3 separate regions of the Homo sapiens genome follow, and all the other regions are linked to region 2. A link is a loop called in an ENCODE intact Hi-C map of the cell type or tissue named here. Cell type or tissue: PC-3. All regions are shown on one strand. Region 1 has its middle 93 kb from the start of NGF. Region 2 overlaps NGF (nerve growth factor). Region 3 has its middle 39 kb from the start of NGF.

Region 1 (8,000 bases), 110 kb after region 2:
AACTTAGCCGGCCAGGAGGTTGACTACTGGGTGGGACCTTTTATTTCTCTGGGCCATGTTCCTCAGATATTGCCTGTTCACCAAGCCTTTAGTTGTTACCATGTCACAAAACCCCTACGTTTCCTAACAAAGAAATTTTTGCATAGCTTTCTCATCATCACACAAGATGGAAGACAGCCCACCCATGTGATCGTATAAGAAAATCACATGACTTGCATCTGTTCAGAAGGAGCAATGACATAAAGATAGTAGCTGTTTCTTGTGCTTGGCTTCAGTCGCTCTACATAGATCTTTAACCTTTACAACAAGGATTAAGGGGAGGTGATCTAAGGTAAGGGTAATCTACCTTAATTCTTATTGTAAGGATTAAGCTGCTGGGCTTGGATCTTGGCTTGATTATTTTTAAACTCTGCTATTCAGGTAGCTACTTAATTCCTTTAGTCTCAGTTTCATCATCTATAAAATGATGAAAATAGTACTACCTATCTAATACAGTTTTATGAGGATTAAATGAGGAACTCAGGTAAAACACATAGCATGGTACCTGGCTTAAAGTAAGAACTCCATCTCTGGTAATTATCATTATTTTTAAATATATAGTATGGCAGAGTGGGAGAGTAAAATTAAATGTATATAATATGGTCTCTGCCCTGGTGGAATTTATTTGAATTATAAATAGATAAGGCTCTGGCTAACAAGTGCCTACATCCCTAAGTTTTCAGACCAACCCACAGTTGAATGTTCTCTTCCTGCTTAGCTCCTGTGATTGGGATCTTTGAGGGGAGAGTGTTGGAGGACATCACTGGCCAGTCAGGTGGAGGACATCTGATGTCTACCCATGACTGCATACACTACAAATCATGAGGCCCACAAGGTGTGTCAGCTCAGATCGTGGGGTCATCCGTATTTACCCCTTAGAATGGCTTAAGTTATCAGGAAAAACCACAGTCTAATGGAGATGCCCTTTCAAGAAAATTCAAATCTCAAGGTAGATTCTGGTGGAGGAAAGTTCCAGTGAATGCCTTTATTGTTGCTTCTATTGTGGCTTTATGTAGTTAAACCCAGAAAAGTTAGAGTTTCCAAATATGAAGCCATAGGACAGAGGATAAGAAAGAGGAAAGAACAGAACAGCCCCTGGGGCATTTTCCACATTATTTCAGGATCCAGGTTGCTAGGTGTCCACATATGATATCTTCACCAGGAAAGGAAAGAAGTTGAACACACTACACACTCAAGACTTTTTTCAGCTATTTGTCAAAGTTAGTACCTTAAAGAATGAAAACAGAGGCAAAGATAGCGCTGCTGGAATTTTATATTCAGAATCCACCCAAAACAGAAATATCTGGGCAACCATGGTCTATAGAGTTATTCTTACATCTGAGTCATGAGGCTACTCAACCCAAGGGAGGTCTCTATAGGCCACTGAGATGTCTGAACTGCTCTTTTCACCAGCAATAAGGAGGAATGATTCTGCATTAGATGGGTCAGTGAACACTTCAAAGGGCTCTATCTCTGTATCTCTTCTCACTCTCTACATTCTTCCTAAGTGAAGTCATCCACTTCCTTGGATTTACCTATCACATATGATACGTTTTGAAAAATGTAGATACCACAGTCAAAGAAAAACTCTGTATAACCCACCAAAATGCCTCTCCTATCTCCAGACCCATTGGATCAGTGACAAATTCTTTCAGCTGCAAATAAGAAAAATAAAACTCAATTTACAGGTGTGTGACAGAGACTGCTAGTTGTTCACCAAAATTCATCCTTTCATAGAAGCTGGAATATGGTTTCCTGGTTACCATACATTTCCCAGCTTGCCTTGCAGTTAGATGTGGCCAGTTCTTCCAATGGAATGTGAATGGGAGTCATATGTTTGGCCCGTAAAACCTCCCAAAAGAGTAGCTCTATCCTCATCCCCCTCTGACTAACTGTGACTCTATGCCCAAGATGACTTTGGGAGCCATGTGTTATGAAGAGCAGGGCCTCCATTGGCTGTGTCCCTGAGCTTTCCACCACCTGTGACCTGTAACATCCAGCCTCAGCCACTCAAGAACAAGCAATGTGTCTATTGTGTCTGAGCCCTTACTTTTGGAGCTATTTATTAGCCTCATATATCCCATCCTTTAAAAAGCAAATGTCTAACCTAACAAACCATTTTTATCTTACTTAACAGGAAGTTCTGAGGCAGTAGATGGTAGCATTTATTCAGGTGCTCAAAGATGCCATCAGGGACTAGGTTCTCCCTTTGTGCTCCAGCATCCTAGTGTACTGACTTCCTTCTCTCACTCTTGGCTCGTGGTCACAAGTAGGCTGTTGCAAGGAGATATGTTGGATATGGAAGTTATGTCTCCCTTCCATGCAAGAAGAAGGGGAAATGGGCAAAAGTCCCTCTTTATTCTTCATTAGCTGGAACAGATGAGTCACTTGCCCACAATGTGACGAAGTGGCCAAAAGGAATGAGATTAGCACAGGTCATTTAGACCAGTCATAAGTCATCCATTGGAGTTGGGTCTATACCCTTCTAATATCAAGTGATCTCTGCTTTTAATGGAATACTTTGGGGTTCAAGCAGAAGGAAAGTGTCATATGGGAGATGATTGTTGTCTTGGTCCATGCAGGTTGCTATAATAAAATACTGCAGACTGGGTAGCTTACAGGCAACAGAATTTCATTGCTCACAGTGCCTGCAGATTTGGTGTCTGGTGAGGGCCCACTTCCTTCATAGATGGACATCTGCTCACTGTGCCCTCACATGATGGAAGGGGCTAGCTAGTTCTCTGCAATATTTTTATAGGGGCACTCATTCCATTAGTGAAGTCTCTGCCTCATGATCACCCCCAAAGGCCCCACCCCTAATACCATTACCTTGGGGGTAAGATATCAACATATAATTTGGGAGGGGGTAGGGGCACAAACATTCAGAGTATAACAGTTGTTGTGGAAGCAAAGATCAAAATCTGCTGCACTCACACAATCAGCTGCTTGCTGGGCCTCTCTGACACACCAAGAATCATCCTTAACACTTTACTTTCTCTTACCTCCATATCCAGCAATCACCGAGGCTGATTCATTTCTGTCTTGTGACTATCCCTCTGTTCTGCCTTGTTTCTCCCCTCCCATTCTCTTTCTCCATTCTCTGCTATAGCTGTCTCCAGTCCACTCCACTCTCCATTTCTCACACAATCCCTGGAAGGATCCTGCAGAAACTCAAATTTCACCCCACAACTCCCCGGGCTTAAATTTTCCAGTAGCCACTCACTGGCTACAGACTAAACTCTTGTGTGTGAAATCTAAACCCCTTTATGATGTGACTTCTGTCTTTCATCCACTAACCAGCAAAACCACATTATTGTAAGTTACACACACACACATACACACTCCTTCCCTCTCTCTTTCTCTCTCTCTCCTCTCTCTTTCTCTCTTTATGCCTCTATTCCCTCTTTCCAGACACACTTTCTTTTCCTTTTTGTCTGTCCTACCTTAAAATTTAGTTCCGTCTTCAAAAACCCCCTTCCCTGCCTATTCCCCAGTTCTGACTTAGGCCCTCTCCTATGTCTGCCCTGCAAACTTGTCATGCTTCCACCAGCACAAATGTTCTAAGCTATTCCAGTTCCTTGTCTATATGCCTGTTCCCCATTACCCTGTGTTCTGCCTGAGAATAAGGGCCATATCTTGCTCACCTTTGCAAGCCCAGTGTCTCACCCACTGACTGCCACAAAGTAAATACTCTTGTAAATAAATATAAAATAAAATCCTAAATCAGCTCAACACGAGAAATTTGAAATGAGTCTTTAAAAAATCTTTTACATCGGGGATGGCCATAAAATTTCATTAATATGTTTCATCCAGATTAACCAATAAATGTCTCCTGTCATAGTGTGCATTGTTAGAAGATTAATTGGTTGTTAAGTTGGGTTTCCAAGGACACATGATGAGTCACCGACAGATGAGTAAGGCAGCACATACTCCTGGGATGAAAGAGCAAGGCGACAGCGTTGAGGTCTTGCACCATCTTCATGACAGCAACAGTGGCCAGCTATTGGATGCTTACATCGTGAAAGCACTTTGTGTACCTTTTTAATTGAATTCTCACTATAACCTCATGAAGTAGGTGTTTCTACTAGCTTCATTCCACATGTGAGAAGACTAAGGCCAGAGAGTATGAGTTTCTTACCTTCATACAGCCAAGAGGAAACAGAGCCAAGACTAAAACCCAGATTTTCTGATTCCAAAGCCTATACCTCTAACTGCTCTATTCTCTTAACTTACCCAGGATTGAGAACTCCTGGAGTGAGAGAGTCTCCAACATCTCAAAAGAGGTAGAGATAGAAGTAAAGAGAATAGTCCTGCTATGGAACCACAAAAATTAAACATTAAATTAAATTCAAAAGAAGAAGTAAAGAGAGAAAGATTGAGATTAGGATTTTAGGGAACACTGAAGTTTAGCCTGAGCATAATTAGATGTATTCTCCTTCATAAGAACCCCAAGCATGACTGAATGATGGTTATCAAGCGCGTGGAGATCTCTGTGTGTATGTGAGTGAAAATCTGAGGACTTTTCTGCCTGGGGTTTCAAAAAGTGCTTTTGAAAAGTGGTAATGTTTTAGCTCAGCGCTTCTCAGACTTGAATGTGCACAGGGATTACCTGAGATGGAGATCTTGTCAAAGTGCAGACTGAAGCCCGCTGCAGCAGAGCCCTTGGGAGGGCCCGTCACCACTGACCTGTACAGACCCTCCGCTATGTGTGCCATTCACCCTCCCATGGCGGTGCTTCGCGAGAATGTTGGCTGTCTCAAGTGTTCTGTGCCTGAAGGGAGAAGGGACCTGCGCTTCATAAGTGATGCTTAGTTTTCTCCATATCTCCCTCCTATAGAAAACAGAAATCTGTGCATTTACCACAGTCATTCTGTGAAATAAGTAAACCCTCAAACCTGATTAGCCCACCGACCTCCAATGCTGGCTATTACTTCACGCTTTCATCACCCAGGAAAGTCTCCTGAAATAGAGGGGCCTGATAGGTGTTCCCTGAGCTGAAAAGCAGCTGAGTGTGGCGTCAGGGGCATGAGGGCAGGACCAGACACCAATACTGGGCACCCCGGCTCCTGACCAGGGCTCCGCAGCCTCCTCACCCTTGTGCTCCTTGGTGCTCCAGGGCAGGGCTTTCCTGCCAGGTGCAGCTGGGCCACTGCTCTGCTGGATGCACTGTACTCAAGTCCCCGATCTGCTCCTAAGTGTCCCATCGAGGACAAGAGCCCTGCAGGCTTGCAGCAACGTCAGCCAGTTAATGCCACACCCTTCCCAGGCACTCCCTTCCACGTGGAGTCCTCCATGACCTCTGTGGACAGCACTGTTTTTTCCTCAGCTGAGGCTCTTCCTGCTATATCCTTCTTGCTTCTTGCAACATCCTCTCCTCCCACACACTCTGTTTCTATTTCCCTCCTTGAAATCTTTGTCCTGGTCTTTGCTTTTCCCTCGTACTTTTCAGTCATCCTTTCTCTAATGACACCAAAGACCGAGCCATCTGGCCACAGGTGACCTATAGTTTGGGGCATAATTTGAGGCTATGGAATTCAAACATTCAGAGATCACAGGACGTTTTGAGGGGATAAATACTGGATGAGTTGCACCAAGGAATGGAGGAAGGAAAGATATATTTATTGAGTTCCAACTGCCCACTAGTCACGGGTGCTAGTTGTTTTCACTTGCTTACCTCTGAGAGGGAAATGGAAGCCCCAGGAGGCACAGAGGCTCACCGTGGTGTGCAGGGATTGCCTGCGGCCTTTGCTTCAATAACAGTAAATTCATCCTCTACACTTTGGCATATACATATGTTCTTGAGGGCTTCTTGGCTTCATGGTGACACCAGCAACATGTACCTGCTCTAAGTCTTAGTTTCATCCTCTGCAAAATGGGGCAATAACAGTGTCTACTTCACATATTTAGCACAATATGTGGTTTATAATAAACACTTAATAGTACCAATTAGTACTATTGGTGCTGCTGCTGTGTTATCATCATTATAACTGGTGCTCAAGACAAAATCATTACTAATAGGCTCCATTTGTTCATTCAACAAGTATTTATCGAGCACCTGATATGGTTTGGCTCTATGTACTCACCCAAACTTCATCTTGAATTATAATCCTGTAGTTCCTACCTGTTGTGGGAGGGACCAAGTGGGAGATAATTTGAATCATGAGGGCGGTTTCCCCCATACTGTTCTCGTGGTAGTGAATAAGTCTCACAAGATCTGATGGTTTTATCAGGGGTTTCTGCTTTTGCATCTTCCTCATTTTCTCTTGCTGCCACCATGTAAGAAGTGCCTTTGGCCTCCTGCCATAATTCTGAGGCCTCCCCAGCCATGTGGAACTGTAAGTCCAACTAAACCTATTTTTCTTCCCAGTCTTGGGTATGCCTTTATCAGCAGTGAAAAAATGGACTAATACAGCACTGAACTCTGTGCCAGGCGTTATCTGATGTAGAACAGTTACACCAGTCATGGAACTTACATTCTAGTCAGTGGGGGGAGAATAAATAAAGAAACAGGGCAATTTCTGGCAGTGAAAGGCACTCCAAAGGAACTAAAATTTTAAAAAATGGGCCGAAGAGGCTGGGGCTTCCAGTAGAGAGGGCTGCTTTGACTTGGGGTCAGGGAAAGCATTTCCAAGAAGCATGAGTGAGCCAAGACATGAATGATGACAAGGAGCCTGGCAAGCCGAGACCTAGGAAAGCGCACTCCAGCAACGGGAACGGCCAGCGAAAGGTCCTGAGATGGGAATGCACTTAGCATGTCAAATATGTTTCCCTAATTCCAGAAACTTTCTTACATGAAGAAGGAAGAAGTAGTACTTACAGAGGCTACAGGCACAGACTCTGGAGCCAATACTGCCTGGTTTCATCTCCAGACTGTGACCTTGAGAACGTTATCCAACCCTCTATGCCTGTTTCCTGATCTGCAAATTAGGAAGATGATAGTGAATATGAAATTAATTACACATGAAAGTAGTTAGAACTGCTCTTGGCATGTAACAAGCAGAGAAAACTACTGCTGTTATAATTGTGATGAGTGTGTAATGAATAGATATAAATCACTTGAACAATTCCTGGAAATAATAAGCAGTCAACAAGAGTTAGCTGTTGTTATTGGAGCCTAGCACCTTGTGGGTTTTCGACAGGGTACACACAGAATGAGGGGATCCCTTTGTTTCCTTGTGACGCCCTTCCATTTTGATCAGTGTAGTGGAAGGATTCAGCACATCATTTTACCATTTAACTTAAACATGTATCAATATAATCTCTGTGGTCAGGGTGACTTTCATTTATCATTAGGTCTGCCTTTCTGAATGCAAATAATCCTTTAAAAAATAAAAGAAAAAAACCAGAATTACAAAATTTAGGGTGTTATTTTAGAAACCAACCACTTTTTGCCCAATGATTTAACTACTGTTTCCTTATTGCTAACTTGCAAAGAGTGGACGTAATTTCTTTATTTCCTTCATCATTTCCTGAAGCTACTCATTCCTTTAGGAGGTGAGGTGCTGGGGAGAGAAGGTCAGTTCAACTTTGGTCACCATGGAGTTTGGGCTGGTTTCAACTGCTTCCCATCAATGTTTTTCTGGCTTCTGTAAGTTATTACCTATGGGCTATTGGCCCTGGAGACACCATAGTTCATGGCTCACATGGTTTGTTCCCATGCCAGTCAGAAAGTGCAGATTCTCCCAAACAACCATCAAGAACTGGGTGTTATGGACTCAGGCCAAGAGGGTTCCAGCTGAGGCTACTATGGTGCAGGTCTACATTAGCAGGAGACCCTGGTGGTGTTCTTCTGCTTAGGGGACCCTACCCAGGGGTGGAGCCACCAGGCCTGGGCACCAGCACTCGTTGGGCAGCCTCCCATTCCAACTGCTTGGCCCTTCATAGGGAAACTGATTTTACAGTTTCTCTATTTGGGACATCAAGATAGGTTGCCATGGAAAAATGACATCTTCTAATTAAAA
Region 2 (8,000 bases):
CCTCCCTGGCAGCCCACCTGCTTGTCCCTACTCTCCCAACAGTAAGCCCTTCCGAGAGCATTTCCCCTGAGCCCACTCCTACCTGCTCCCCACTCCCAAACATGCAGCTGACAATCAGAATGAATTCAAGACTAGCCATCAATAGCTGGCAATGCCACCCAAATCACTTCTCATTCTTGCTTTTGGGTGGAAGCTTCCTGGAGACACACTGTTGGCCCAAGTGTAGCTTACAGCAGGGCTATGGACAGATGCTGTTGAATGGCTTCATGGGACTCCCCAGATTCAAACTCTGTATGTTCCTGCCTGGCTCTCACTAGCGTCCTGGTGGGGAGACATACAGGTCTTATTCAGCATTTAAGTCTGACTAAAGGTCAGCATAGTAAGTGGTTGCGTTCCACAGTGTCTTCTCCAGCATGGGCCAAGAATGAGAGTCACTCACTCCCTTCTGGAGCTGAGAGATGACCAGAGAGAAGGGAATTCTGTCCATCCAGGATGCCTGGTTTCTTTTCTTAACCAGACCCGGTGACTGGCCTTCTTCTTCAAGATTCTCCATCTCATAGCCTTGTCTGGCTGCTTCCTTCGCACCCTGCACCACTGCACAGACACTGTTGCTCTCCACATTCTGTATGCACTGCAGACACACACCCACAAACACATGCTCATACACACATAAGCACACACACATGTGTACATGTACTCGCACACACACATACTCATGTACACACCTGTACACACACAGTTTGGAAACAAAGACACTGCTACTGCAAAACCCTCGCCTCTGGGATGGCTGCTCATCCTTGCTTCCTAACAGACTTAGTAGAACTCAAAACTCACCTTTTCTTTTGGCAAATTTCTTTGGAGAAGTGGAATGGTAGTGCGGGTACAAGGGTGGTAGCATCAGTTGTTTTTAAAACTTGACAAAATCATACATAGTATGAACTCTGACCCCTACTCACCTGGCATTTCTGGTGCCTAGAAACAAACAAAAAATTGCAGCAGTACCATCTCCTAAACCATGCCCTCAGCTGGGCACCCAGCCCTCGTTCTTGTGCCCCCAGTGGCCTGAGTTTTTCCTTATATTAAGGAAGAACAATGTCAGCCTAGCAGCCTCAGCCAGGCCCTGAATTCCTGAGGGGTCAAAGCCTGACTTGAGATCTGCCTGGCCAAGTGTCTTATACAGCACTGGGCAGGCGTGGGTGGTTGATAAATATCATTAGATGGCAAGGGGGTGGCGAAGACCACAAGAACAGGCTCTTTCTTAGCTGCCTGGTATTAACTCATGCGGACGTTCTGGATCCTGGGAGAATCCAGATGGCCCAGGGTCTGAAATAAACAGCCCCAAGGTCCAAGTCACTTGTTGACAGTGCCTTTCTGGGAATAGGCATTTGGTAGAGTTTTTGCAGGAGAAGGACCAGGCCTTTGGTGGCTTAAAGGGCAGTGTTTGTGTCACCCTCAGCCTGAAAACAGGTGGAATACAATAGTTGCTCTTTACCCACAGGGGATATGTTCCAAGACCCCCAGTGTAAATAGTGCCAAATCCTATATACACTATGTTTTTTTCCCCAAACCTACATAACCTATGATAAAATTTAATTTATACATTAGGCACAGTAAGAGATAAAAAACAATAACAATAAAATAGAACAATTATAAGAAAATGCCAGCATCCCTACTCTTGTGCTTTGGGGCCATTATCAAGTAAAATAAGGTCTACTTGAATACAAGCACTGCCATACTGAAACAGTCCATCTGATAACCAAACCAGCGACTAAGTGGGTAATGAGTGACAGTCAATCTGACAACCAAGCAGGCTACTAAGTGACTAAGGGGCAGGTAGCCTAGAGAGCAGACAAAGGGATGATTCACGTTCCGGGCAGAAAAAGTGGGATGGCGCAATATATCATCACACTATTCAGAATGGCGCACAATTTAAAACATAAACTCTTTATTTCTGAAATTTACCATTTAATATTTTCGGACCACAACTGATCCCAGGTAACTGAAACTTTGGAAAGTGAAACCACAGCTAAGGGGGTGACCACTGTATATGAAGCCCATGAAGTGTTGGTAAAAAATGGCTCTACAAAGCAGAAGGAGGTGGAAGCCCTAATTTGGAGCATCTGCTACTTTCTGCTGTGTGATTATCCGTAGTGTGGCCAATTCCAGGTTAGAAGTGTGGCCTCACTGGGAGTGGAGTTGGGAAGAGAAGCTTACGGTGGAGCAGGGGTGAGCCTGTGTGAGCTGGCTGCAGTCCGCCACTATGTGAGACATTTTCTGGAGGACCTCTCTTTATCTTTGGAGCATCCTTCCTCTCCTTCTCCTGCCCACTTTTCAGACCTCAGATGAATCATCCCTTCTTCCAGGAAGCCTGCTCTGCCCACTAAGATGCAGTATGGACCAGCACGTGGAACTCTCCTTCATGACACTTAGCACGTGGAAATGGCCATTTCTTTGTGTGCTGACTGATTATCTTCCTGGCTAGTCTGTAAGCCCCGTCAGGAGGGAGAGAACTATGTATGGTTTTTTCCACTGTTGTATCACCAGTGGCTAGCACAGCTCCTGGTATGATGTTGGTGCTTCATAAATAGTTGATGAAAGAATGGAAGGAAGAAATGAACTGAGCCCTGGGCTGGGTGGGCTGTTACTAACACTGTGATTTTTAATCAAGGAACTTCATCCACCAGCTTTTTGGGTTTTTTTCCTTCTTTTTTTGCATTTATTATAAACAAAAGGACTGAATTATTTCCCATTATTCTTTCAACACTAGGATTCTATGGATTTTTGAGTCCGAAAGGACTGCAGTTCTTTAATGTTTGCCGTTGCCTCAGAAATGGCTCCACTTTTGCATGATGTGTGTATGGGATGTGTGTGTGTGTGTGTGTGTGTGTGTGTGTGTGTGTGTGTGTGTGTGTGTGTCATAGCCAAGGGCAGATGATAGAGCATGCAGGAGGGGAGAAGAAACCTTATAATAAAATGTTTTCATTTCCTTTTCATGTCCAAGGCCACAGGGTCATAAAAGAATCTGCCTGACAGCCAGCTCTGTAGTATTAGATTCATCCTAGTGATTCTTTTCCCAAAAGGCTAAAGTCTTCCTTGTAATTAAAACTGAAATAAGAAGCACCAAACAGATGGCAAGCCCCTTATGGGCAGGTGTAAGTCTTAAATGTTCTTACAGCCCCCAAAAGCCCAGAGTAGTGCATGCACACAGTGAGGACGCAGTCATACTTGCTGCAGAATTAGCTTGAGATAGACGTGGCCCTTGCAGTAAGAGTTCATCCTAACTACCAATTTTGGTGGACCCAAAATGTTTCTCCATTTTTCTGTTTGCTTAGGAACACAGACAAAATATCCTCACGGCATTTTATAAAGTTTTGGTACCTTTGATCATAAATGAGACAACCCTACAATTTGCTTCTCCCCAAGTCCAAGGACACTAGAGAAACCTTGTCTCTGGAATTTCTTTTCTGTCCCTGCCCAGCACTTTCTGGCAGGGCCCATGGCAAAAGCTAAGTCTGGGCGCCTTGCTCTTTGATGGTGCTGAATAAATTCCTTTCAGGGGGTACAAATCCCTTGCTTTCATGACCATCCCAGGAATGTAGGGTGACAGCCAGGTGGGACCAACTCCAGGCCCATGGTAAGAAAGGAAAGGGGCTGTTCCCTTTCTGTGCATAGCATGACATTGCCTTTACATGTGACAAAGCCACCTGGAGGCTACAAGGAGTGGGCCCCAGAAATCTGTGGGAGTGATTTTTGGAGGCTATAAATGCCCTCTGACACTAAGAGACCTTTAGGGTGGGGGCTGCACTGTCCCCCCCTAAATTGTGAAATAGTGCCTTAGGAACCCAGGTTGGACCTGTCTAAATAGTGGCTTGACCAGCGTAAAGAGATGACAGAGGAGCTAGCAAGGGAAGACTGGTTGTGATAACAACAACTCTAAAGTTTTTGAGGCTTGTGTGCCCGGAACTATGTTAACCATTTTATAAGCATTGCTATATTTAATAATTATAGCAACATTTTTATTACCCCCATTTTGCAGCTGGCTTAATGGGGCTTAGCCCACAAATGAGTGGTCAGTCACCATGATGCCATGGCGACGACCTTCTGCATTCCTTGCATGGGACTCCACTCTCCTGCCCTCTCACTTTGCAAAGACCTCAAGCTCTAAAACATTTCCATGAGTCATTGACTGATGTCTGAAATCTTACTTCCCAAGATTTTAATAATATAATGAGGATAGCTACCATTTGTTGAACAGCTTTTATGTGCCAAACACAGTGCTAAGTGTTACATATGTTCTCTTTTTACAATCACTACTTTATAAGGGAGTATTATTATTATTCTGGTTTTACAATTCAGGAAGCTGAGAATCAGAGGGAGTTTGTACAAGTTATTGAAAGTCACATTGCTAGCAAGAAGGAAGGACCAGGGCCAGGCTTTTGCTTGTTCCATTGTTGCTGAGTGGCATTTATTACCTTTCTAACTGAGAGAACTTGACAGCTGCTTAGAATCTGCCCCTGGGATGAGTATGGGTCTGAGCCTTCATCAGCCCTGTATTTCTTAGTAGGAATGAAGATCCAGAGATCATGCTTCAATGGAGCAGAAGTTTGAGAGTACCAAATCTGTGTCCACCAAGAAGAGGACCTAATGATGGAAGGGGATCCCAAAGACCAGTTGGCAGATGGGTTTTGTGAATGAAAAGACAAAGTGGCCTGTCAGCAGCTCTCTAAGGAAGCAGGAAGGGATGGTCAGCACAGGCTGTTTTATGACTTCTGAGGCTGTGGGACAGGCAACCTTATCATAGCCTCAGCCCTGCAAAGCACACAGTGCCCAGGCAGCTATGAGACTACATCTGTGGGAAAATCCATATTTCTATGGACTGAGTCAGGCTAAATTAAACATGAGGGTAATTTGACACATCTGAATTTCATCACCATTATATCACTCTGTAGACCTTGTAAATTTTCATAATGACATTTTTGCTAGGTTGGAGTAAGCTGCCTGCATCTTAGGTGTGTTACTTTAAAACTTTAAAACAGACTAATAAAATGAGGTGTTGGCCAGCTAATCACATGTAGTCATCTCCTCAGAAGGATCCAGGCAGCAAAACGAACCAGAGTTATGAGTAAGTGTCCTGAGGTGGCCCTGAGGGCACAGACCCTGACCATACCCTTTCTCTTGGAAACAGTGACAGGATGGCCAGAGCTGTGTACATGCCACCAGGCATCCCTCTCCTGTGGGAGACTGTGTGATCTGCAAACCCCAGAATTTGTATAACCTGGAATCCCGGGACCTTGGAAATATGATCTATGACCTGCCCTGCTCGCTTCATCTCCCTTAAGAACTGGACATCAACATCATTATTTTGAGATGGTACAAGGGGCTCACCTGGATGGAGGTGAACACCCACCCATCACCTGGCATTGCTAAGCACTGTTACATGTGGTGTTACTGTCATGATTTTCTAAAACTGAAGGACAAGATCAATGTTTGATGACGGGTCAGAGCATTTGGAATCAAGACTGTCCTGGAACTAACTGTGTGTGTCATAATGTCATGTTTCTCATGTGGTACCGGCTCTATATGGGTCACTATGTCTAAACAGGACTCAGTCTCTGCCAGGCTACATGAAAGGTTTGATTTTGTCCCTTATCTGCCTTCCAGTTCATAGCTTCCTCAATTGGCTCTTCACCCCAGGATGAGCCAACCTAGAGATTTTCTTCTGGAGCTGTCCTTCCCTGGCCCCTCCCTTCCCTCTATACTGGGCTCCATTCCTGACCTGAGCCAACCTGAGCTTCGGCTTCTCTTTCCTGGCCCTGCTTCTCTCCTACTCACTTTCTTTCCTGATTCCTCTCTTCCATCAGAGCCTGGACCCCTGAGCCCTTCAGCTTGGGTCTCTGTCCTATCACAGATTAAAATCCACAGCTGTCTCTACAAGAGGGCTACTGTGGGTGCATATATGCTTGAGAGGAAGCCCTTCTCCATTTTAGGGCTAGCTCATCTGGAGGAGTGGGGTACTCCGGAAACTCACAGGGCAGCCCATGGCTGGTCTACGCCAGAAAGCATTCCCTGAAATGCTAGATCCCGCTGATCTCTTCTCCTAACATTCTGTCATAGGCTGTGTCTGTGCTATCCTTGTCAATTATTTGTTGAATTACTCATTTGACAAAGACTTATAGAGCTCCTACTACATGATGAATGGGTCCCTCAATAAACACAGCAAAGTTCCTGCCCTCATTCATATGTTCTTGTGGAGGAGACAGATAATAAAATAAGAAAACAAATCATAAAATTAAGTATTAAAAAATAAGTAAGGCAGGATGGGGGAATAGAGTGGCAGGACTTGGTGGGGGTAGGATAGATATTTAGATTAGAATGATCAAGAGGTGATAGCAGACCTAAAAATGTCGATCAGAAGCTAACCATGTGAAGATCTGTGGGTAGGAGTGTCCCAAATAGAGCAAACAGTGAGTGCGAAGGCCCCAGGACAGTAACAAGGTTGGCATGTTGAAGACATTGCAAAAAGGTCAGTGTGGTCACCACACAACCACAACGGGAGGAGCGATTAAGATGCTGGAGACAGTCAGGGTCCAGATCGTATAAGGCAGATTTCCTCCACCCCAGAACTATCAACATTTTGGGTCAGATGATTTTTTTGTTGCAGGTGCTTGTCCTGTGCATGTTGTTTTGCTGTGCATGTTGTTTTGTGCATGTTGTTACTGGCTGCCAGTAACACCCCTGAAGCCTCCACCACCCCCTTTATGACCACAGAAATGAGGTGGTCACAGATATTGCCAAATGTCCCCTAGGAGAAAAATCACCTTCATTTAAGAACCACTGAACAAAAGCCATGGCAAGATAATTTCATTCTACATATAATGGAAATCCATGGGAGGCTCAGAGCTGGGAAAAACCATTGCAATTTACATTTTTAAAGGGCACTCTGGCTGCTGTTGGCCTAAAAGAAAAACAACAGCAGAGGCAGGAGATGCAGGAAGAGGTCTAGATGAGAGGTGACCCTGGCCCAGATTAAAGAGGGAGCAGTGGACTATAAGAAGTGATTGGATTCTGACTACATTTTGAGGGTGAAGCCAACAAACTTGCTGGTGAATTGGATATAAAAGGTGAGAGGGAAGGCAGAATCAAGTATGGTTTCTAGATTACTCTGTGGGAATAATTATGTCATTATCTAAAGTAGAGAAGACTAGGAGAAAAGTAGCTTGGGGGTTAAAAAAAATTCTAAATTTGAGATGTCCTTTAGACATCCAAGTAGACATGCCAGTAGAATATAAGAGTCTGGGGCCCAGGGGAGAGATCCAGGCTGGAAATGAACATCCGGAAGTCGTAGATCGTAGCTCATGCCTGGGGAGGATGAGATCATCCAGGAAGAGGGCGATCTAGAAAGGAAAGCTGAGCTCTAGGGCACACCATATTTAGAGGTTCAGAGAATAAGGAGAAGCCAGCAAACGAGGCCAGGGAGGAGGACTAATGAGGGAGAAGGGACATTAGGAGAAGAGACAGGGACATGTGTATTCCTGAGGTGTCCTGGCACTGTTGTTACATCTGCCTTAGACTGAGTAGTTGGGGAGCTCCTCAGGCATTCGTTTGTGTTCAATGGTGGTGGCAATGGTACTGAACTACTATAAGGTACTATATCCAAGTTTTAGACAACCAAACGATTGAGCAAAAGCCACCTTGGTTAATCTTTAAGAAATAAGTGGTACTGATACCACTTTATAGCCGAAGAAACTGAAAATGAGGGCACTATAGCAACTCGCTTTCCATCACATGCACTTTAAGCACGACTCCTGGGACTGGAACCTTGGAAAGCCTGTTTCCACATTCATGCTTTTTCTGTGGTGTTCTTGGCCTCTGCCTCACAAGGTTCCGCTCAATGCCTGGCACAGACCTCCATTCTGACCATGGCAGGAATACCTCATCTCTGCTCAAGTTTATGTGAGTGCATCTACATCTGCTACTGCGTTTGGAATGGACCAGGAGGA
Region 3 (8,000 bases), 54 kb after region 2:
GCTGAATGAATAAATGATTAAATGGAATTTCAGAGCATCTAATTTTACTGATGAGAAGATGAAAGTCCAGAGAGGTTTCTTGGCTTGCTAGAATTGCACAGCTATTTAGTGGGTGGACTGAGAGAGCCTGTTAGTCTCCTGCTCTCTTCTACTAGCTTCTCCAGGGGAGAGAGGACCTTTGGGATGGATCAGTCTAAGTAAGCTTCTGCTTTGCCATGTCAGACTTGATGATATCACCCTGATTCACTCTGTATCACCAGGGCCTGAAATGTCTCTTCTCAAGATGATCCATGGCCTCCATGTTGCTTCACTCATGAGCACTTCTCTGTCTGCATGGTACTTGACCTTTCAGCAACATTCAACACAGTGACCACTTCCTCCTTCTTGAAATACTTTCTCCTCTAGGCTTCTGTGACAGCACAATGACCCATTTCTCTCTTTTTTCATTGTTCATTCTGTCTGGTCTCCTTTGCTGACTTCTTTTCTAGCTGACCACTAAATACTTGAGCTCCTCAGGGATTAATCTACTCTACCAACACACTCTACTTAATTCCAACAAGTCCAGCCATTCAACTGTCATGTTTTATGCAAATGAGTTGGAAATCTATATCTTTTCCCTCAGTTCTGGATTCATGTATGTAAATGCTTACCTGACATTTTCACTTGAATGCCTAATATGCATCTCAAATTGGTTTCAAAACCCAAACTTATTTTCCCCCACTCTTCTACATTTCAATAAATGACATCAGGAATCTCCCAGTTGGTCAAGATAATAACCTAGGAATTATTCTTTTGTGATCCCTTCCTTAAATTGTAACGTCCAATCCACCAATAATTCCTCTTTTCTGCCTCCAAAATATGTTCCCAAATTTATTCGCATCATTTCTTTCCCACCTCCTCATTCTAATTCTTGCTTGGATAACTTCAATAACTCCTAAATGGCTACCTGCTTCGATTATTGCCCATATTCATTCTCCTCATAACAATGAGAATGATCTTTTAACAATGTAAATTAGATTTAATCGCATTTCATTTAAAACACCATCCAGCTTGGAAAATCTAGCATTTGCCAATCTCTCTGACTCTCCACACTCTTCCCTCCCCAGTAGCCTATTTCCCATTTCCAATCATCCTGAGCTCCTTCCTGCTGCAGTGTCTTTTGACCTGCTCTTCATCTAGATCCAGGACTAAATGTGTGCCTTTCTTCCCAGCTCTGCATTCAGTAATGTCATGTATGTTAGTGCCTGGAAATTGGCTGTTGTAATTTTACACCATGAAAATCAGCAAACCTACAAATCAAGGCTTTCTTTCTTCTCTTTTGAGAGCGAATTAATCAGGACCCCACTGCTCTTCCTTCAGCTTAACTCAAATGTTACTTTTTCAGTGAGGGTTTCTTTGACTACTGTACATGCAAATGCTATCCCCTTCCACCTCTAGTCAATGTCTAGTCTAGTCACGTTACCTTGCTAACCTCCTTCATAACACACTATTGAAATTATCCATATTTGTTTACTTGATTGTCTCATCCACTAAAATGTGAGCTTTGCGAAGGCAGAGAAAATCTCTGTTTTGTTCACTGCTATGTTTACTGTTCACCTAGAACAGTGCCTGGCACATAGTAGCTGCTCAATAAACACAGTTTGCGTTTTGAATAATCAACCCCTGTCTTGCTTCCACCAATTATCCTCATAACTGACCCTGGTCTGCTCCCTCTGGGTACCCCCTCAACTGTTCTTTTCAAGCTCACTACTCAACCCCTCAACCCTAGAGTCTTCTTTCTCAGATGTCATCATTGCTCATCCCACAGAGCATACAGAGCTCATTGGCTTGCTGCCCTCACCTACCTACAGCTATGCATACCATACTATCTCCCTTTCTTCCCACCCTAGAAAATGGCCTCAGCATTCATTAACCACCTGCTATACAAAGATAAGTACCATACTTCTTTTGTTATCAAGGATATGATGGGCTGATGAGGTACAGAGGTCTCTCTTTTTTCCTTTTGAGACTTCTTCCTACCTCCTGTTTATTCTTGGGTCTTGTTCTTACCTAATTATCTTCTTTCTATTCTGTAATTCCAAATTCTTTTGTTCTCAGATGACTACTTTCTCCCCAGCCTATAACCCTGTGCATATCAAGTCTGTCTTACAAACAAGCAAAGGAATTCCTTGACCTCCTCCCATGTTCAGCCTCTGTCCTCTCTCCCTGAACAGTCAACCTTTGCAAGAATCATCAATACATGCTGTCTCCACTTGCTTACCTCCTAGCCTGTCCTCTGGCCACTGAAATCAGGCTTCTCCTGCTACATCTTGACAGAAGCTTCTTCTAATACGAAGCCCATGAGGTTGTTACTTGTCCAAGAAAGTGGCAGAACTTATTTATATTCAGGCAGTTTCACACTAGAATTTCATCTCCTTATTCAATATGCCTTATTGCCTCCCTTTCATTTTCACCCAACACTGTCTCCCTAAGCAATCTACTCATGGTCTTGGTTTTAACTTCACTTATTATCCTAATTATTCTAAAATCCGTATTGTCAAGGCAACCCTTTCTCCTAATTTCACCTAACCTACTAAGGTGGAAATCTACTCCACTTACGTACAGACACTTTAGACTCAACTTATCCTGCCAAATGACTTCTTCTATTACATTATCCCACTCTTAATTTATTCATTCACTTAACCAGCATCTATTGAGTATCTACTACCCACCAGTAAGTAATAGGAATATAGAGGTAAATAAAAAAGAGTTAGTCCTTGCCACCAAAGAACCTAAAATCTAATTGGCACAAAAATATATATAAATACATGATTACAATGCAACATATTAGTTGCTGTAACAAGCATAAGTATAGTTTGCTATTGAAGCACTTAGGAGGGACATCTAATCCACTTGTGATTGGATTGTTAATTTGTAGGTCAAGAAAGTGTTGTTTTGATTTAGCATAATTTGACTAAACCATTTGATAAAATTTCTCTTATATATTTTTGAATAAGACAGATATTTGGCCAGAGATGAGTGGCTGAAGGAATATTAATGGGGTAAGTTGATTAATAAATTAATACAAACTTAAGAGAGGTAGGAGTCTTTGATACCAGATCAAGAAGCTCCATATTGAGCCCAACACGATGCAATGTTTTCATCCATGGCTTAAATGAAGACATAAAGGCTATGTTTTTCAGCTTTTCAGATGAAACCAAGCTTGAAGGGAAAACTAAAGTGTTTGTTGATAGAACTGGCAAAAATAACTCTGGACAAATAGGAAGCAGGAAGCAAGATGAGATTTAATTGCAAAGTCCTACATTTTAGATCCAATATTCAAATAGACAAACACTAGCTGTAATAAATATTACTTAACTACATATGAAAAATATATAAAAGCTTTGAAGTATAAGTTAGTTATACAAGAATTAAAGAAGAAAGGGGGAGGTGTGGCTTTCTCTGTATTACTACATTGGTCAGGCCATACCAGGAGTTTCAGGAGCTACATCAAAGGGGAAAATTGACAAATTGATATGGGTTCAGACACAGTTATCAGGATAATGAGGAACTCCTTAAGGAAATGATAAATCTTCATTTGGAGAAGACAAAAGAGAAGACGTGAGAAGACTCCTCTGTACTTATTCTGTGTAGGTCTAAAGGGCACTACAAATAGGTGGAAGTTAGATGAAGGAAATCTTTGGCTCAATTAAAGGAAGCATTTTCTAATAATTAGAGATAACTGACAATGAAATGGGCTGCCTTTTTGAAGAGCTGAATGTTTTAACACTGAAAGTTGCAAGCAGAGGCTGGAGAATGTTGGGTGCCTGGTTCAGCTGGTAGTCAGGCTTAATAATATCTAAATGCCCTTCTAACTCTACATATCTTTGGCTCTTCTGGGAGGACCTGAGAAGAAGAAGGAGAGTCACAAACAACACAGTCTGCTAACAGTGAAGGACAGACTTTGCATACATGTACCTTGGAAGGTGCATGTTCTTTGCTCAACCATCTGTGCACACAATTAGAAGCCACTATCAGCGGTGTTATCTTTAAATGTAAAACACACGACATGGATAAAATGTGCACAAATACATTTCTGCTTAAGTAGTCAACCAATAAAATAAATGACAATGGGTTAGAATGACTAAATATATATTTATATGTTTAAATAAGAGACCAGTTCAATTTCAACTCAAGAACACTTTTATAACCCGCTGTGAAAGACGGGGTGGTTTTTAAAAATTGTTTGGTCTTTGTGAAGAGAAGAAGGAAATTAAATGCATAGCACACTATTTAAACAACATCAAGGCTATGATTCAAGAAAACAAAAGGCAGGAAATTCGAAGTTGAGGTGTGATGTGTTCTCCTTCATTCCAGCTGCTATGTCCATTCACAGAGACAGCTGAAAAGAAATTTGGAACACTATGTAGGCACAGTTTTAAAATATATTTACTTAAAAGAAAACATGGCAAAGATATTTCATTCTATTTATGGGGGAAGGGATTAAACACTGACTCATCAGAGTGTCTTAAAAACATTTTACAAGTTCAGAAAATATTTGCCAATTCCTGTTTTACTTACCATGTGTAAATCGGCTGTGTTATTCAGAGACAGATTTTCTAGAAATTGATTGAGTTAAGTGAATCTGTTCAATTTCTCCTGATTTCTAAGGGACTGTGTCAAAATAAAGTATTTGTATCTAGTCTTGTTGAAAGGAGAGCAGAAATTTGAAAGAGAAAACAAAACCTACAGAGAGCATAAAATGCAGGGACAATGCTACCCCTTCTTTTCAGCACTGGTAAAAAGAGAAGGACGAGATGAAGGGATGGGCATATTTGTCTGCTGCCCACTGGATGATGGTATTCTGTTGTAAGATGATGGTTTTCTGTTGTAGCTAAAGATTTTGCTATTACTGATGTGGCCTGAAATCCCTGTCTTGCTTAACAAAGGGATGAGGGGCATGTTTTTAGAAGCCATAGACAGAAATAACATGGAAGAATAAGAACATGATGGATTTGAAAAGAAAACAAATCAAGAATCCTGAAACATATGTAGGGATAAGGCCTGAAACAAGGACCAAAGACAGTTTTGGTTTTTTTAAATTAAAAAAAAAAAAAAGGATGCTGTTAACCTGGAAGGACATATGCATCAAGCTGTCCAGTCCTAGGAATGGATTTGCCTTGGTCTATCCAGAGCCTCCATGGGATCCATCAAGCCTCCTTAGCATGATGTTCAAGACCACTCTCAAGCCATCCCAGCAAGCCTTTGATGCTCCTTTCCCTCATCCTGTCAGTCCTATCCTACACAACAGTCAAATTGGATTACGCATGCTTCCGACCTTGCTTATGTTGCCAACTCTGCCTAAGGTGTCCTTCCATCCTCTTCTATCCAACATTTTGTCCTGAGCACCATCTCAAATGCCACAAAACCTTCTCTTCTGTCTGCCCGAAGTCCAGGCAGCACACTGCTTTATTGTTGCTTAATTCCTTATTGTCCTTACATGGAAAACTATACACTCGTGGAGGACAGGAAGCATGTCTTTTAGATTATTTGCTCATTCTTACCATATTGTATTTGTTTTTGTATCTTCAGTAGTTACTAGAGTGCCTGGTGTATAGAAGGAGTGTACTATGCACTTTAGATGAGTAAATGGAAGATAATGATAAGATAACTGAGTTTATTATTCTTTGTAACACCTAGTTACAAGTAAAACATTGGTATTATGTTAAATGGTTTTTGTTTCAAATCATTAAAGCAAGTTTCATAAGACAGCAGTTTCTTTTTTTTATTTCAATAAGTTTTGGAAGAACAGGTGGTGTTTAGTTACATGAGTAAGTTTTTTAGTGGTGATTTCTGAGATCTTGGTGCACCCATCACCTGAGCAGTATACACTGTATCTAATGTGCAGTCTTTTATCCCTCATCTGCCTCCCACCCTTTCCCCTGAGTCCCTAAAGTTCATTGTATCATTCTTATGCCTTTGCATCCTCATAGCTTAGCTCCCACTTATGAGTGAGAACATACAATATTTGGTTTTCCATTCCTGAGTTGCTTCACTTAGAATAATGGTCTCCATCCAGGTTTCTGCAAATGCCATTATTTCATTCCTTTTTATGGCTGAGTAGTATTCCATGGTGTGTGTGTGTGTGTGTGTGTGTGTGTGTGTGTGTGTGTGTATGCCACAATTTATTTATCCACTCGTTGATTGATGGGCACTTAGGCTGGTTCCATATTTTTGCAATTGTGCTGCTATCAACATGGGTGTGCAAGTATCTTTTTCATATGACTTCTTTTCCTCTGGGTACACACCTAGTAGTGGATTGTTGGATCAAATGGTAGTTCTACTTTCAGGTCTTTAAGGAATTCCCACACTGTTTTCCATAGTGGTTGTATTAGTTTACATTCCCACCAACAGTATAAAGGTATTCCCTTTTCACCACATCCATGCCAGCATCTATTAGTTTTTGATTTTTAAATTATGGCCATTCTTGCAGGAGTAAGGCGGTATCACATTGTGGTTTTGATTTGCATTTCACTGATCATTAGTGATGTTGAGGATTTTTTCATATGCTTGTTAGCCATTTGTATATCTTCTTTTGAGAATTGTCTATTCATAATCTTAGCCTACTTTTTGATGGGATTGTTTGTTTCTTGATGATTTGTTTGAGTTCCTTGTAGATTCTGGATATTAGTCCTTTGTTTAAGACAATACTTTCTAGACTTCACTTTTTTTAAGTATCGAATGTCCATCGAAATAATATGTTATAAGCTTTAAAAAAATGAACTCTTGGGAGGAGTGGGGGATAATTTAGTAACATTGCAGTGCCATGAGGAAGCATTCTAAGAGGGTATACAATGCTGTGGATGCAGAGGTGCACCCCACTTCAAGAGAGGTCCCCACTTCGGGGAAGAACTTCTCCTCAGCCACATGATGTAGTCATCTGGCAGCCTCTAGCTGTCAGCAACTTAGGGCTGCCTCAGCAGCAGAGTTTCCCTGCTAAAGGTCATGCCCTTCCTAGGACTACCCTCAGGTACTCACTAAGTGAGGCGGGAATATGAAAGCTCTGTTATTTCAGCCACCCTGGTCTGCTCTGCTGGGCCGTATTTGCTCCAGAGTTCTTCGTTGAGTTGACCAGGATTTAATTGGGTCTATAATGTGGCTTGACTTCTCCTTCTCCCCAATCCTGCTTTCTCTCCCTTCCTTTCATAGGTATTAGCACCCCAAATTCTGCCTCAGTAGCTGCTTTCAGAAAGAGAAATCTATTACACATAGAAAGACCTGAATTGTCTTTTCCTGGTTGGCCAGGGGAGAGTTAAGTCAGGGAGTCTCAATTTAGGCTTAAATGTTCTAACCATTTGTGTCTGGGGTCATACTCACACAAGCTTATATTGCAAAGGATCAGAATATTAGTATTGTATCATTGTGTAGCACAGTCAGATAGAAATAAGTGTTAGGACAGCATTTTTTTTTTCTTAGTAGGAAAGCATTCAATATTTTACTGTTTTCATTGTTAGGTGTATTATAGGCTGTAGGCTTTTCCTATACACCTTTTAGCAGATTGAAGCCATTCCCTTTTATTCCTATGCTGCTAAAAACTTTTATCATGAATAGGTGTGGAATTTCATCAAATGCTTTTTCTGCATCTATTGAGATAATCACAGAGTTTTTTCTATTTTGGTCTGTTCATATGATGAGCGTTACACTAATCATTTCTAAATGCTAAGTCAAACTGACATTGCTGGGATAGAACTAACTTGGTCTTAATTTCTTATCTATTTTATACATTGCTGGATTGGATTTGCTAAAATTTTTGTTAAGAATTTTGACATCTATATTCAAGCAGTATATTGATCTATATAGTTTTATTCTCTTGTAATGTCTTTGCCTCCTTTTAGTATCAGAGCAATGCTAGCCTCAGAAAGTGAGTTAGAAATTCTTTTCTCTTTTTGTTGCCCAGGCTGGAGTGCGATGGGGCAATCTAGGCTTACTTCAACCTCCACCTCCCGGGTTCAAGCAACTCT

The links. A loop is a pair of places that touch in the nucleus more often than their neighbours do. Peaks named below come from ENCODE experiments on the same cell type or tissue, not always from the same donor. Only the 100,000 strongest peaks of a DNase experiment are listed, where the experiment ranks them.
Region 1: a loop joins it to region 2, with 2.9 times the contacts of the local background. A loop is called at or near these places in 9 of 110 quality-filtered maps.
Region 3: it touches region 2 in a loop (5-fold over the local background); 2 of 110 quality-filtered maps call a loop at or near these places.

What each region holds. Positions count from the first base shown.
Region 1 is chr1:115,426,994-115,434,993 of GRCh38, forward strand. No RefSeq gene overlaps it. Among named protein-coding and RNA genes, the nearest start is that of NGF, 93 kb to the left of the region's middle. RefSeq lists an enhancer at 4,614-5,114. In PC-3, no CTCF peak of the experiment used is centred here; DNase peaks (open chromatin) are centred at 1,928, 2,428 and 3,948; H3K27ac peaks cover 3,388 bases.
Region 2 is chr1:115,318,714-115,326,713 of GRCh38, forward strand. The region is part of intron 1 of NGF (nerve growth factor); the gene reads right to left. All of the region lies in intron 1 of NGF-AS1 (NGF antisense RNA 1), which reads left to right. Among named protein-coding and RNA genes, the nearest start is that of NGF, 16 kb to the right of the region's middle. In PC-3, no CTCF peak of the experiment used is centred here; DNase peaks (open chromatin) are centred at 1,818, 4,838 and 6,178; H3K4me3 peaks cover 408 bases; H3K27ac peaks cover 3,665 bases.
Region 3 is chr1:115,373,174-115,381,173 of GRCh38, forward strand. No RefSeq gene overlaps it. Among named protein-coding and RNA genes, the nearest start is that of NGF, 39 kb to the left of the region's middle. In PC-3, no CTCF peak of the experiment used is centred here; a DNase peak (open chromatin) is centred at 298; H3K4me3 peaks cover 730 bases; H3K27ac peaks cover 1,472 bases.